Linked DNA regions of Mus musculus: region 2 is linked to region 1. Evidence: chromatin loops called from intact Hi-C (ENCODE). Cell type or tissue: heart. All regions are shown on one strand.

The links. A loop is a pair of places that touch in the nucleus more often than their neighbours do. Peaks named below come from ENCODE experiments on the same cell type or tissue, not always from the same donor. Only the 100,000 strongest peaks of a DNase experiment are listed, where the experiment ranks them.
Region 2: a loop joins it to region 1, with 4 times the contacts of the local background. A loop is called at or near these places in 9 of 42 quality-filtered maps.

What each region holds. Positions count from the first base shown.
Region 1 is chr2:118,259,191-118,267,190 of GRCm38, forward strand. No RefSeq gene overlaps it. Among named protein-coding and RNA genes, the nearest start is that of Fsip1, 6.2 kb to the left of the region's middle. In heart, a CTCF peak has its summit at 4,133 (motif pointing right); no DNase peak of the experiment used is centred here; H3K27me3 peaks cover 2,012 bases.
Region 2 is chr2:118,880,135-118,888,134 of GRCm38, forward strand. Ivd (isovaleryl coenzyme A dehydrogenase) reads left to right here. Exons shown (of 12, transcript NM_019826.4): 12 at 319-2,775. The coding sequence ends at 452. It overlaps Gm32798 (a long non-coding RNA gene), which reads left to right and starts at 7,617. Exons shown (of 3, transcript XR_374917.3): 1 at 7,617-7,770. In heart, no CTCF peak of the experiment used is centred here; DNase peaks (open chromatin) are centred at 1,057 and 3,277; H3K4me3 peaks cover 1,263 bases; H3K27ac peaks cover 1,292 bases; H3K27me3 peaks cover 3,063 bases.

The DNA.
Region 1 (8,000 bases):
TTGAATATAAATTATAATTTTTCTAAATATGTCTAAATTTGATCATTTGGATGTGGGTTTTTTCTTTGTATTTGGGTGTTGTTTGTTCTCTGTGGGTGGTGGTGCTGGAGGTGGAAATCTAGTCTCTACACACACAAGGTGCTGGAGATGGAAATCTAGTCTCTACACACACAAGGTGCTGGAGATGGAAATCTAGTCTCTACACACACAAGGTGCTGGAGATGGAAATCTAGTCTCTACACACACAAGGTGCTGGAGATGGAAATCTAGTCTCTACACACACAAGGTGCTGGAAATGGAAATCTAGTCTCTACACACACGAGGGGATATGAGTTCAACCTGAGCAGTATTCCCAGCCCTAATAGTTATTAAACACATGTTTCGGATAATCCTAGTAGTAACTAAGAGTATGAGAGGTGGAAGTATTTTAGGGATAATTTAAGAACCTAGAGGTATAAAAGCAGTCTGTACTTAGCCCATGTGAAAGAGGAACAAAATTCTGCAGTTCAGATTTCCTATTTCTGCATGTTAAAGATCAGCATTTGTCAGGAGCTTGGAAACACAACTTGAAAAACACACAGAGCATACACACACACACACACACACACACAGAGAGAGAGAGAGAGAGAGAGAGAGAGAGAGAGAGAGAGAGAGAGAGAGAGAGATCCTTGTTCTTCTACCTGGACTACAGCTTCCCGACTGTGAGTGGCTTGCTTCCTCTTTTGTGTGACTGCTTCCTGTGAGGGCTTTTCTACCATAAGGCATAAAACAATCATTTATGATCTCACTCCCTAGACTGTGCTATGTTAGCCAGCTTTCTGTTTCAGTGACAAAATGCATGATGAAATGAACTTACGAAGAAGAAAGATTTGCGATGACGGGGTTTTTTGGGAGGGGGTGTGTGTGTCTCACCCATGGTCTCTTGACCCTTGTGCTTCCGGCTTTGGCAGCAATGGTAAGTCATAGCAGAAGCACTGGTGAGACCAGTCAGCTTACCTGATGACAGACAGCTGAGAAACATGGAGAAATTAGGGGTCAGTGTCCCAGTTTCTGCTTCAAGGGCATGTCCCCCAATCACCTAATGCATCTATTTAACTACAGCATGACTGCTCCAACATCTCCTAATAGCACCGCAGGCTGGCAACAAGCATTTAACACTTTAGGGACATTTATCCAAACTATGACATCTTGGTTTTTTATATTTTTTCTATTTTAATAAAAAGAGGAGGACTAGAGAGAAGGCTCAGAAGATATGAGCACTGGCTGCTCTTCCAGAGGACCAGGGTTCAATCCTCAGCACCCACACGGTGGCTGACAACACTCTGCAACTTTAATCCAAAGGATCTGATGCCCTCTTTATCCTCTGCAGGCACTGCACACAAGTGATACACAGACACACTTGCAGGCAAAACACCCACTCACATAAAATAAAAAATGAAAAAACAGTTTGTAATACAAAGAATGTACCATTATTAGAAATCTGGTATTAAATAGTTGGGTAGCCCTAAACAAATTCACAAACGTTTATGGGCCACAGTGTCCTCACTTGGGACATGGATTGGAATTCTTTTTTTTTTCATCGTGTTTTATTTTTAATAATAAGATATAGATATTGAGCCGGGTGTGGTGGCGCACGCCTTTAATCCCGGCACTTGGGAGGCAGAGACAGGCGGATTTCTGAGTTCGAGGCCAGCCTGGTCTACAAAGTGAGATCCAGGAGAGCCAAGACTATACAGAGAAACCCTGTCTCGAAAAACCAAAAAAAAAAAAAAAAAAAGATATAGTATAGATATTGTTCTTTTTTTTTCTTTTATTAGATATTTTCTTTATTTACATTTCAAATGTTATCCCCTTTCCAAGTCTCCCCTCTGGAAGCCTCCTATCCTATCCCCCAACCCCAGCCTCTATGAGGGTGCTTCCCACCCCGCCCCCACTCCTGCCTTCCACCCCTGGCAATCCCCTACACTGGGGCATCGAACCCCCACAGGACCAAGGGACTCTCCTCCCATCGATGTCCAACAAGGCCATCCTCTTTCACATACACAGCTGGAGCCATGGGTCCCTCCATGTGTACTCTTTGGTTGGTAGTCTGGTCCCCAGGACCTCCGGGGGATCTGGCCAGTTGACAATGATGCTCCAAGCCAACCATTGGACTGAGCGTGGGGTCCCTGATGGAGGAGTCAAGGAAGAGACTGAAGGAACTGAGGGGGTTTTCAGCCCCATGGATTGGAGTTCTTAACTCCATTGTATAGTAAAACCACCATTGCATAAACTCTGACATCAGGGCTGTACCTGAGAGCAAAGATATCAGAAATTTCACACCACCTTCTCCACCTTTAACTGTAAATACATCACCCAATGAATGATTTTGATAAAATGCTGATTTGGTCTTTGAAGGGACCCTCACAGGTGATGGATGTCAGGGCTCCTAGAACCTCCAACTGTTTTTTGTTTGTTTGCTTGGTTTTTTTTTTTTTTTTTTTTTTGAGGAGTTACAGGTAAATCATCTCCATGTGCCTACACATCGCTTCTGTTCTGTGCACAAAGGCCATTTTTTTCTTTGTATGTGTGTGCATGTGTAAGTGTGTGCATCCTGTGCAGGTCTATATTATACACATGTACAAATGCAACCCAGGTGTGCCAATATGGGTGTGGAGATCAGAGGGCAATCTCAAGTATCAATACTTGCCTTCCACCTTGTTTAAGACAGAGTCCCTTTATTGTCTTTTCAGGGCATATGTGAGACTGAGATTGGCTAACCCATCAACTTTCTAGAATTTTCTTTCTCCACCCCCATCTCCCCAGAGGAGCTCTGGGCATGCAGATGTCTATTACCGCCTCCAGCTTTTATGGGGCTTTAGATCTAAGAGCTCGGGTTCTCATACTCCAATGGCAAGTGCTTTTACCCAGTGAGCCATCTCCCAGGCCCTCCCTCCAGTTTTTATATTGGATGCTTAATGAGAACCATTAAATTTTCTCACATTTCTTGGTGATGCGACAGAGTTTGGAAAAAAAACTTAGAAAATACAGAGCTACGAAGACTTCGTGTGATCTCTGGTGTTTTCCTTTTTTAAACAGTTGCCTTTTAAAATGTATGCAACATGAGAATTCCATAAACCAAATGGAACCAACTCTGTGTCCCTCACTCTGTTGTTATTCCACACTAAGTCCTTGTTTATATTTTGCATAAAACAATCTTGATAAGTTACCTTCCGTCTCTATATTCTCCCCACTTGATTCGCTTCCAACTGTTCTCGTTTTGCTAACTGCTTAGAGGCTCTGTGGACCTTGAGAGCAAACTTTAATAAACCACTTTGTTTTGTATTTTGTCCTCATTTCTTGCATGTACTTCTGCATCATATCGAGGGCAACACTCTCAAAACAGTTACCATTCAAATATGACAGAACGTGCCATCTTTTCCTAAGCTGTGTTTTCTACAGTTCTGTGTTCTTCTGTGGGTACTCTCTGAAGAGTGTTACTCCTTCTCGAGGAATTCATGAGTAGTTTTTGTAGAATGAATGTATTTTAAGCTAACTTCCCCTGGTCTTATTCCAGGGTGGGCACATATGGCAGTGTTGATTTGGGAGTTAGATTTTGTTTTTGTTTCCTGTCTCTCCTGCTCTTGACACCCGCCTTCTGAGTGGAGTCAGATTTGAAGGACTGAGAAAAAGCCCACATTGCATTCCATCTGGGCTCCAACTGCCAGATGCAGTGCCCCGGCTTCCCTCTTCGCACCATAAGCTCATGCCAACTGTAACGTTGAGATGGGAGAGCATAGTTATCACAGACCAAGCTCAAAAGCCTTTTCTTCCTAAGGGTTGTTAATAGTGTGCGCCACGATGGGGCCCCAGCTCCCCGGATTCTGTGCCTTACATCACTGGAAAAAAAAAATGACATTTACAGGATGCTCAAGACATGGCTCGGATTCTTCATTTCCCATTTATTTCCCCACACCCCCCTGGTTGGCATAATGATTGTGCAGATTTATATTTGGGAAGGTGAGCAGCAAAAGATTAGTGTCCGCTCCCCATCCCCAGTCACTGCAGAGCGAATCTGCCCTGAGATTCCACCAACAACCCACTTTCTCGGCCTCTTCCAGGGCCCGACTTTGACAAAGGGTTATTTGCGTCCACTAGATGGTGCTGGTTATCTGTGGAAATGACTAACCCCCACCTTCAAAAGTTCTTGCTTTCCTAGGATGTTAAGGTGTGATTTAAGAGACCACTGGACTGAAATCTCAGGGCCCTTGAACTGAGCGTGGGTGTGTCTTTAAATAGCCATTCAAGTGGGAGAAGTGAAAATTAGGTCTGAAAATAGTAGCAAATATTATAAATAGCCAATAGCAACCATTTGATGATTTCAGAAAAACAGGAAATTCTCACACTTATATAAAAAACAGCAGATGTGCAAACTGTGTGTTTTCTTCTACTTCCTCTTTTGTTATACAACTTCCAGCACCTTTTAGTCCAGTGTATCCACAGCGTGGTCCACATGAGCAAGGGTGAGCAGGGGAGTAAATCATGTCGAAACAGTGAAGCCCAGGTAACAAGTAGTCTCATTTTTATTCCAAATAAGATGCCTTTTGATAGAGTATCTTTTTATGGTATCAGCTTTAGCAAGTAGAAATGAACTAGAAATGATCACTTGGGGGTGCTGTTGTTAGTCCCTCTCCACTGATTCTGCAGGTCCAGGAGTACAGGAGCCTGAGTTTTAGCCAGTATAGCAGGCAGTGATTCTGAAACAATTGGACCCTGAGCCTACTGGGGAACCTGTAGGAGTTCCTGTTTCAGAGGCTGGGCGGTGGGGCCCGCTGCTGCTCCCAGGAGCTCTCTGGGAGATGGCTCCCACCAGGGCTCTGAAGAGTGGCAGCAGGTGCTTCCTTATGTAAAAACAAAAGTAGAAAATAGGAAATCTTTGGCCCCTCCCACTCTGCTCCATTGTGCCTCTGTGGAATGGAGTCAGGTCCTGGTCCATGGATACTTTTATTTCTTTAAAAAAAAAAAATCAGGATTTTCTTTTAAAGCCTTGATACTTTTTGATGTTTATTGTCCCCAAATCATAATGATGCCTTCAGATTTTTTTTAAAGTGAAAGGAGTTAGTAGGAACATTGTCATGTGACTTTCACTTATTGTCTGGGAATGTCAAGTGGAGCTTGCCAGACGGTGGAGATGATGATAATCAACTTGTACACTGCACACACATGTGCTTATCCCCCAACACACATGTCCACACACACACATATGCACATACATGCACACACACATGTGCTTATCCCCCCGACACACATGTCCACACACACATGCACACACACATGTGCTTATCCCCCCGACACACATGCACACACACATGTGCTTATCCCCCCAACACACATGTACACACACACACACACAAAACACAAAGATTAGTAGAGCAAGCTGCAGAGATTTGTTTTTAAGGACTTTTATTTTTGTTAATGTATTTGTATGTGTGAGAGAGCGAGTCTGTGTGTGTGTGTGTGTGTGTGTGTGTGTGTGTGTGAATGAGTGTGCACCTAAGCACATGTGAGTGTCTATAAAGGACAGAAGAGGGTATCTGGTACCCTTAGAACTAGAATTGCAGTTGGCAGTGGACTAATATGGGGGCTGGGAAGTGCACTCTGGTCCTCTGTAAGAGCACTAATGTAAGAGCACTCCTAACCACCAAGCCAGCTCTCCAGCCTCTAAGATTTGTTTTGAAATCCAGCAAACCAATGAAGACGAGGCTATGTTCTGATTCTTGCTGTGACTTGGGGATGGGGGTGGGGATCTTTTTAATTCTGCCCTTAAGAGTGCAGCTTGCCCTGGGGCATATAAAGTTTGTGTGTCCAATGGGCCTCTCTTTCCAGTGATGGCCGACTAGGCCATCTTTTGATACATATGCAGCTAGAGTCAAGAGCTCCGGGGTACTGGTTAGTTCATAATGTTGATCCACCTATAGGGTTGCAGATCCCTTTAGCTCCTTGGGTACTTTCTCTAGCTCCTCCATTGGGAGCCCTGTGATCCATCCATTAGCTGACTGTGGGCATCCACTTCTGTGTTTGCTAGGCCCCGGCATAGTCTCACAAGAGACAGCTACATCTGGGTCCTTTCGATAAAATCTTGCTAGTGTATGCAATGGTGTCAGCGTTTGGATGGAACGCCAGGGCCAAAAAGGGGGAGTGGGCGGGTAGGGGAGTGGGGGTGGGTGGGTATGGGGGACTTTTGGTATAGCATTGGAAATGTAAATGAGCTAAATACCTAATAAAAAATGGAAAGAAAAAAAAAAGAGTGCAGCTTGCCAAGTCCTCCTTCAGAGAAAGGGACAAGTGTTTCTTTTCCCTAAGGAAGTCCCCTCAAGTAACATCTACTTAACCTTCTCATTATGCTGCTGGCTCCAAAGTCAGGACAAAATACTCGACAAAAGCAACCTAAGGAAAGAAGGGTTGATTCGGGCTCACGGTTTGAAGGGATACAGTCTATCCTTGTGGTGAAGCTGCAGGAGCAGGCAGCAGGAGTGTGGAGTAGCTGGTTACTCCTGTCAGGGTGTAGCTGGGGGAAATGAACGCTGGTGCTCCAATAGGCCTTCTCCCTTTTGTTCATTCTGGGCCTCAGCCCTTGGGATGTTGTTCCCTGTATCCAAAGTATAGCTTCCCCCTTTGAGTTAAACCTCTCTGGAAATGTTATGGACACCTCAAGAGGGTCTCTCTCCTGCATGATTGATTCTAAACCCTGTGAAGTTGGCAAGGAAGATCAACTACTAATCATGTTGAAATGAAGTGACAGTGTAAGTTACAGAAAGCTTTACCATAAATTTCTGTATTTATTTCACTATAAAGTTAAGGAAGTGAAAACAGTTAACATAACACAGTGAATGCAGACAAAAACCAACACTAAAGGTCTTAAGCAGCAATGCATAGAAATCGTTTTGCAGTAACATTTCAGAAATAAATAATAAGTGGGTAGCCACAGAGACCCATTCATCAGTCAAGGTCAGGCTGCCCCATCCTGGCATTAATAAAGAGCTTGCATTTTGCATTTTCTCTTGAGGGTCTTTTTTATAGTCTAAATTCAAAACAATGTTTCTTTCAGAGCTTACATTATGTGAGGTAGACTGGGAGCAGTGTCTTCATCAATGCTGAGCACAACTCCTTATTTAATGGAGTCTGTTTTGTTTTCTCTTCATTTTTATTATAATAGAAAAACCAGAATTGCTATTCTAATTGATGTTTTATCTTCCCAGGACTCAACCTACAAACACACAAAACCACTTTATACATCTCACATCATTGGATGCTGGGTCTTTCTTTGCCAAGAGCTGCATGGCCAGAGGCTAGGCTCTTAACCTTCACAATCTGTTCCGCTAATACAATACGGGAAGCATTCGTGGAGAGCAGAGGGAGCCTTGAGTGTGGGAAGTCCTGGGTGAATGTGTATTGTTTGACACGGGCACAGTAGTATCAAGGACCCCAAAGCCTCCAACCCATGAAATCAGCAAAGTTCCTCCTGCCCTCAGAATGGGAACCAGAGGAATAGCCAGGCTTTCCTCTGTTCTCTGATTGGAAAATGCCCACCATGGTTTTCTCCCTGCTGGATGTTCCCAGCCTGAAGACTGCTCCTCTCTCTACAGAGACTGCTCCTACTGAGGTTAGTGAGACCTGCCTCCTGGATTATCTGCATGCAGTAACCCCGCCTCCCTGTTCAACAGTTTATAATAAACATGCTGAGCTTCTGGGCTTCTGGGTTTCTTCAGCAGAGATCCCAATCCAATCAAACCCAGTTTGTCTGTGTGTCTGTTTGTTCTTCATTTCCCTGAGAGTGTGGGTTCATACCTGGAGCCACACTAGATGCAGCACATAGAGATGTCTTCCACTTCTTCAGCCTGGAGACACTGTGATTTTCCTGCTTTAAGCAGCCTCGACTTTCCTTGGAAATAGCCCCCAAATGAAAAGACATTCACACCAATGTAAGGGGTACCTTCTCAACAAGCCAGGCAGCAAGAAAC
Region 2 (8,000 bases), 620 kb after region 1:
TGTCCTGATTCCCTAAACATTCCAATATAACAACAGTTTAAATGGTACTTATGTTGTATTAGATATAAAAAATAACCTAGAGATATTGAAAATATGAACTGGGGTTATAACTCAGTGGTAGAGCATTTGCCTAGAGTGTGTGAGGCCCACACTCAGTCCCTAGCAGAGAGACTGGGAGGGAGAGCGGGGAGGGCATCGCATGCGCATAGGTTATATGGGAAGGAGCCAGTCCTTGACCATCCTGGAGGGTCTGTTTGCTTCCTCACATCACCCCCTGCCTTCAGTTCTGTCCTCTCTCTTCCCACATCTGCTTCACAGGTGGAAATGGCTACATCAATGACTTCCCCATGGGCCGCTTTCTACGAGATGCCAAACTGTATGAGATCGGAGCTGGGACCAGTGAAGTGAGGCGGTTGGTCATTGGCCGAGCTTTCAATGCAGACTTCCGCTAGCCCTCTGCGGCCCATCGCCCCCTGGTCCCAGCACCGAGAGGCCTTTCTTTGGAAGCAGAGATGTGGCAGCCCTCTGACCTGTCTAAGGAAGCTCTGCTGCTCAGCTGCCCTTCTCTGTCAGCCCTCTGCCCCGTGTGAAGTCGGATTCTCCAGCCGTTCCGGGCAGGAAAGCCTAAAATGACTGCTAAAATGACTTTGGCTTTTTGGGGGGTTTGGGGGGAGGGTGGCAGTGTCTGTGCCATTGCTTTCTACATCTGAATGTGATGACCTGACCCTCCAGGTAGCATCTGACAGGTACCCGACTCCTTTTCTTGGGCAAGCCTCTGGCAGGGTGCCCTTTCTGTTCAAGGGTAACAGAGGCATTACCCCTTTCAGTTGTCAGATACTTGTGGTCTCATTTCTTGAGGAAAAGGCAAAAGCCATCTCCTTCTTAACTGTTTCTCCAAGAGCTAGACAGCTCCAGAATGCCTATGGCAGACCCAGGAAGGACAGAGTCCACAGTCCAGGCAAGACAACACAGAAGATCGGCTCCCTCGTGTACCTGAGTCTGTCTGCATCACTCTGTCACAGGCTAGCACTGGGCCTGCTCATGTGACCTTCTGCAGCTGACTGGCCAGCAGACACAGGTCCTGTGGCCCAGCCCAGGTTGCCTGGCTCCCCTCCAGCCTTGTTGCCTCTGTATATTTCTCTAGACACCCTGTGGCTAATTTTATTACAACTGCACAATGTCTGTTGCCATTTTGTATTAAATATACTGCAAGGTAAACCCTTCTGCGCCCAAAGCCGTGTTCTGCAGGAGAAACAAGCCACTTGCTATGGTCCTGTCTGCATCCAGAGAATGTCCTTGAAGCGGCCTGCCCTTCAGTTTGCCCTTTGGGAATGGGATAGGAGGCCAGAATAGGAAGTCTCAGACCCAGATCTCCTGGTGACTTTTCTTCTTGTTGTGTGTGAAATTGTACCTAGGCTGTGCTAGGCAGGCACTGCACCACTGAGTCAGCTCCTTGCCCTACCAACTTCTCCATGGTTTTATTTTAGTCTCCCTGTAGCCGAGACTAGCTTTGAACTAAGACCCTGAACAGTAGATCTGCCCCTATCTCTTGAGTGCTGGGATTACAGGCAACACCCTGTGCTTTTTCTTAAAGGAAAGGGGGAGAAAATGGGGGGGGGGTGTCAAGTGTGGGAAGACAGGAGGAGAGTCTTAAGTTTCTGGAGGATTTTGAGAGTTTTTTTTTTGGGGGGGGGTTGCTTTTGATTCAGAGTCTAACTGTAACTCAGAATCCTCCTGCCTCTGCCTCCTGACTGCCAAAATTATATACATGAACCACCACAGCTGGCATATCTGAGTTTTGTTTCATTTGTCTAGCTATATAGCCCAGGCTGGCCTTGGACTCAAAGATCCTCCTCTGCCTCCCTAGTTCTGAGATTAAAGGCACGTGCAACCACCACACCCAGCTCAAACTCTGCAAGGTTGTTTTGTTCTTTTAATACTTGACTTTTTCAAGGTCAGAATTGGAGCTAGGATCCTAATGGGCTAGCAACAGGGACATCCCAACCTTGGGCCTCCCAACCTTGGGCCGTCACAAATAGCGCCCAGGCCGTGGATTACCACATTCATGTGAGTTCCCAAAAATAAAGACTGTTTTTCCTGGCTCCCAGCCCAACAGTCTTAGCCTAGGTGGAGTGCTGAGGTCTGAGACAGGTGGAGTCAGCACCTTAGCAACCCCACACCCGTCCCATCTTAAGAGGGGGTTCATGAATGCAGTAGATACACTGACCAGCTGAGGAAGATCCCTGGAACAACCCACAGAAGATGATCAAAATGAGGCAGAGGACCTGCACGCCTGCAAGATTGTCACCAAGCCAGACAACCTGGGTTGGAGTCCAAGAACCCATATGGGGGATGGAGAGTTGCCCTCTGACCTCCATAAGTTATCAGAAGGCAACATGTCACCCAGTCATGCCATAGGAACCCTACCAACGAGAGTGTGCCCCAGAAGTTCACCTGTTAAAAACCTCAGTCCCAGCCATTTGTTAATGGTTTAGGTAGTAATGACTTTAGTGGCTTTATAAAAGGGAATCTTAAACTAGTGTGCCTGCTCTGTCGTGTCAGGTCTCCTACCATGTTATCAGGCAAGAGAAGAACACTGGAGTTGGGAGCGCCATGCTTTTGATAGTCAGCCTCTGGAACCATGAGCTATAATTACCCAATCTGTTTGTATCCAGCTATAGCAACTGAAAGGAAGAATGTGATTGTTTTTCTGAATTTTTTTTTAATGTGACACACAAGAAATGTTTTTAAATAAAAGACAAAATAAAAACTATGTCTGAAAAGTGGATGGGAATAGTGGGGGTGGGACGCTGCTAATGAGAAGTGTTAAGTGTAGCCAGGTCTTGTGCCTTATCAGAATCTAGTGACAAACACCTGGGCTCCCTAGGGAGTGACACTGGGCTAAGGCAGCTATATGGGGGTTTTTGTTTGGTTGAGTTGGTTTGGTTTTGGTTCCCAACCCCCACCCACCCCGCTGATAATCCAACTTGGGCCTGGAGAGAGTTTCTCCCCAGGGACCAGAGTCTTAGCCCCACATCCCAGTGGTAGTCCCTTGTAATATTGCTTCACTTCACACATCCACTCCTTCCCTGACCTTTGCAACCAACTGAGTGCTCAAGGCAAGATTGCTTAAGGATGCAAAGCCCTGCTGGGTGAGTTGCTCAAACCTAGGAACGACGGGTGAGCCAGCCACGCTCTGACGCCCGGGAGGCTGGGTGGGGCCCGAGCCGGAGTAAAGCAACAGCACACAGAGTGGAGAGAGCGTCTAGCACACAGCGTGCCCTGGTGGGGGCTGGAATCCGCATGGCCATCGGTTATCTGCTTATGGCGGATCTAAAGTGCTCTCACTTCTTAAGACTCCTGCCTTAAAGCTCTGCGGGCGGCCGATTGCAGCGAGGACTCCCGGGACCCGCTCAGTCAGCGCTGCGTGGAGCTCGCCTGACCCCTACCGGCCATCCGCGGACTCGCAGGCGCGGTGACTTTCTGGACGCTCCAGTTTCCCACTCGTGCTCTGGATGCACGGTTTCCAAGACTGAAATTTCCCCAGAATTTGTATTTTACTAAATGAGAACATTGAAAGATCACTATCCACTATCACCACCATCTCATACAAGAAGGCCAAACAAAAACAGGGAGACCATAAACAGCAAAGATGAGTGTGGTATTCTTTTAAAAATTATGGTCAGAGTTTAAAAAACTGTAATTTTTTTTCCAAAACTTATTTTATGTGTATGAGTATTTTTCTTGCGTGTGTATATGTGTTCTGCTTGTTAGTCTGATACCCGCAGAGACCAGAAGAGGAGCTGGATTCCCTAGAACGATGTTATGAGTTGCCTTGTGGGCAGCGGGGAAACCCATTCAAGGGCCTCTCAATGAACAAATGCCCCTAACCCGGGGGAGCCGTCTCCCCACCCTCCAAAACAATGTAAGTTTTTAAAAGTTTATTGAAGAGGAAAGCCTGTCCCCTCCTTCCCCCTGTACCATTCCCCCAGGACAAAACTTCTTTTGAATCTGTAAGGAGTTCCTTTTTGGCTATTCATGCTTCTAAGTGCTCTATTGATTGATTGGTTCGATTGTAGGTCCTCCTAAGGATACTGTTTTAATGTGCATAATTGTCATTTATGACAATCTTGTTATATGCTCATATTTTTTTCACTATCCAACAGGCATTTAGACAAGCCCCCAGATAGATGGGGGGTGTGGGGGGGGACAGGGCAGGAGCACATACCAGCCTCTTCTTCTGCCTATATTCCACTCCACAGTGGAGGAACTCAGAGCCACACTATGCAAGGTGGGGGCTCTCCCCTACTGTGCTCTACCTACTTCCTCTAACCAAGAGCCATTCAGAATTCGACTTCTCCACACCAATCCAACTTGCCTCCCTTCTTCCAGTCCAGGTCGCTGAACTGCACCTCCACCCTGAGCCAGAGAGAACAATGGAGCCTCCTCTGATGGAGCCAACCATGCATCCCAGCACATTTAAGGTCAATACAAAGGTTACACTGGGCATAGTAGGCATCTTGTATACCCAAGCACTCAGGAGCCTGAAGGAAAGGATTACAGTGACGTTGAGGCCAGCCTGAGCTATATATCCAGTTCAAGGCAAGCCTGGGCTACCTAAGTAAAAGGACTGGGAAAGTGCCCCCCAAATAAAGACCTAACATCTCAGTAGAGCTCCTTTGTCCCAGATGCTTTGGAGACTGAAGCAGGAGGATCACTTGGGGCCAGGAACTTGAGGCTACCTGAGCAACACACTAGACCCAGTGTTAATAAGGAAGCATGGTGCTGCGTGCCTTTAACCTCAGCACTTGGGAAGCAAGGTAGGCAGGTCTCTGTGAATTCGAAGGCTAGCTTAGTCTAGAGAGAGCTCCAGGTCACACAGGGCTCTGGAGACCTTGTCTTGGGGGAGGGGGACCTAAGGATTAGCAAAGCAAACACAATTTGGGTCTATCTTGACTCTTTCTGCAACTCCCCTCTCCGCTGCTGAGCACAGCAGCTGTGGTTGTACGCAGTCTTCCCTGCCTTACTCTGGCCTGGGCCTTTGCCCCAGCTGGTTTCTCCATCCAGGAAGTCCTTCCAGCTCTGTGCTGTGCCCTCCCCTAAAGCCTCACTGCAGGCTCCCTCCAGAAGAACTCTCCAGCCTTTCTTCTCCTCTCTCCCCACCTCACCCACAGCCCACTCCCCTTCCTCCCACCTTGGCACATGAACATCCAAGGGCGCACGACACGTTCAAGGGCAAGGTGGGCATTCTCTTCTTCATGCCTGCCACCTGTTTCCTCCAACAAGGGACAGCTCCAGGCCACAGCTTCTGCTGTTCTAGAATTCTAGAACTGCTCGGCAGTTCGAGTACGCCTGCCCACTCTCAGGGAGAGAGGCTAGCCTCATTTCTCCCAAGTATTTCTTGGATGCTGGTTGCTGTTAGATTAACTAGAGCACTCAGCCGGAGGCAGCCCCCCATCCTGCACCCCATCCTGCACAGTGGGTTTTATTATCTGATGTACCCATTTCTCTGCCTTTAGGCTGTAAACTTGAGGGCTAGCTCTGGGATTGCACTTGTCTATGTGGGAACATCAGCAGCAGCGTCATGTGATGCCTGGCCCATGTGTTGCTGACAACATTGGTTATTTGTTCTATGGTCACCTTATAATACTGTTAGATTTTAGAGGTCAAAAATCATTTCCTGCCAGATACCATCGATGGCATGTGTCCATAGTCCCAGCATTCAGGAGGTCGAGGCAGGAGGATTTCATGTTTGGGGCCAGCCAAGGCATTGTGGTGAGACAGAACAAAACAAGCAAGCAAACAAACAAAAACCTACAGTAACAACAAAACCCTCCCAGTTCTCTGAACCTGCAGCAGGGCCAGTGCTTGCAATAGGTACTCAGTAGCTAAGTTCATGCTGGATGAGGGAAACAACAGGTGGGCCGGAGCCCTGGCCTAATCCAGAGTTGGCACAAACAGCGGAGCCAGCCGGCTTCGCCTGACCCTGCTCTCCCCATCCCTTCCCACCCGGGAGTAGCCAGGGCCCAGCTGCAGAGGGAGGCCCTCACTCCCAATCTTCCTCTGACCCACTCAGAGAGGAACCTTGGCCCCTCCTCTGCCGACTGGGGACAGAAAATAGGGGGGCAGAGGAGGACCACACACTGCTCTTCCCTTCCACGGTAAAAATGTGCACATAAGCAGGCACATACGTGCAATGTCAAAAATAAGAGGCAGAAGCAAGTTCTGTGGTTTAACCAGTGACCCCGTCATTTGAAGGACTGAAGCAGGACTGCCAGTTCCGGGCCAGCCTGGGCTACATAACAAGACCACGATTTTTGTTTTGTAAATGAGTCCAAATGAGCCCCTGACCATTTTATTTTATTGCATTGCATTTCACTTCATTTTATTGTGTTGGGGTGGAATCCAGGGCCTTGGTCTTACCAGGCAAGGACTCAGCCACCAAGCTACACCACCAGCCCTCAGTAATTATATGTTTGTTTGTCTACTTGCTGCTTTGAGACACTCTCACTATGCTGCCTAGGTTATCCTTGAACTCTAGGCTCAGGCTGGACTCTTGCTTAAGCCTCCCATGGGTGTACATTTTTCTTTTTTTTTTTTTTTCTCAGGTGGCTTCTTACCCGTCTGTGTATCTCTACACAACATTCTACACAACATGCTAGGTTTTTAACTTTTTATAGTTGGACTTATATAGTGTGTGTGGTGTGTGTGGGTGTATATGTGTGCTTGTGCGCATGCACATTGCTTCTATGGCTCATGGCTGTATCCCACTGCTGGTTTTCCTTCCAGACTCATGAACAGAACTATAACCTGCTCAACATTTTCTTGTCTAGCGCACATTTTCCCTCATGTAGAAATTGTGTGATGTAATGTCCAGTCTACCCCGATGGGCATTTGGGCATTTCTAGTTTGCAACTGCTGAGGGATGCTCCTCCTGGTGCGAGCGTGTCTCCTCGGGTCCTCTAGGTACGTCCTCACAGAGGGAATTGCTTTGTGGTAGGGTACACATATAACTAGCCTGAAAAGGGAATTCAGAGCTTCTCTTCCACAGTTGTGGTCTGGGGTCGAGTGAGACGGGTGAGACAGCCCAACTGCTGCCTGCCCTCCCTGACAACCTAAGTTCAAACCCTGAGACCCACACGGTCTGAGGACACCAACATTCGAAAGTTTTCCACCAACCTCCACATACACAGAGCAGAGCATGCGTGCCCACAAACACATGTGCAGCACAGGTACAGAATGAAGATGTCATTTAAAGTTTTAAAGGAAAGTGGCATGTCTATAATATTCTTAAAACAGTGCCACGAGAAATGACTCAAAACAGAGGTGGCAAGCATGCCAGACCACGGTCAACTCCGTGTATTTATGAATGTGCATAGCTGCGTTCCTGGTCAAGTCCATAACCCACACGTTCAGCAAAGCTTTCTGAACAACTACTAAGCGCCACACCCTGGGTCACGGGCGTGCGGATAATGACGAGTCCGCCCAGACCAACCTGGGAAGGACAGTGGTGTCCCCATGTCCTCTGCCAGTCAGCCCCAGCTCGTCAGCTTACCCAGGGGGAGAGAAAGGTTGGATGGGTAAGTGGGGGATTTTCTTGAAAAGAAGAAAGCTATTCCAGGCTCAGAAAGGAGCATGCTCCCTCCTCGGAGACTGCAAGTATAGCAGATGCAGGACTGCAGAGGACCTGGTCTACGCTCATGTTGACAGAGAAGGGCACACCACCAGATCCATCCAAGCACGCCTTGTGCCTGTCTGGAGCAGACATGGGTGAGCACACACACGGACATGCATACCGCTACACACACGGAGAGTCTGTCAGACACGCTGCAGGAGCAGAAGCAAGGAGCGTGAACACGCAGCTGCCAGTGAGAGATAAGCTCAGGATGGGGTGGGGGGGTGGGGAAGGGGGAGCGCCTGCCTGGCCTGCCTGGCGAGCCACCTTATGCATCTGCCTGAGCTCCCCAGGGGCAGCCTCTGCAAAGTGCAGTGTTTCAGAA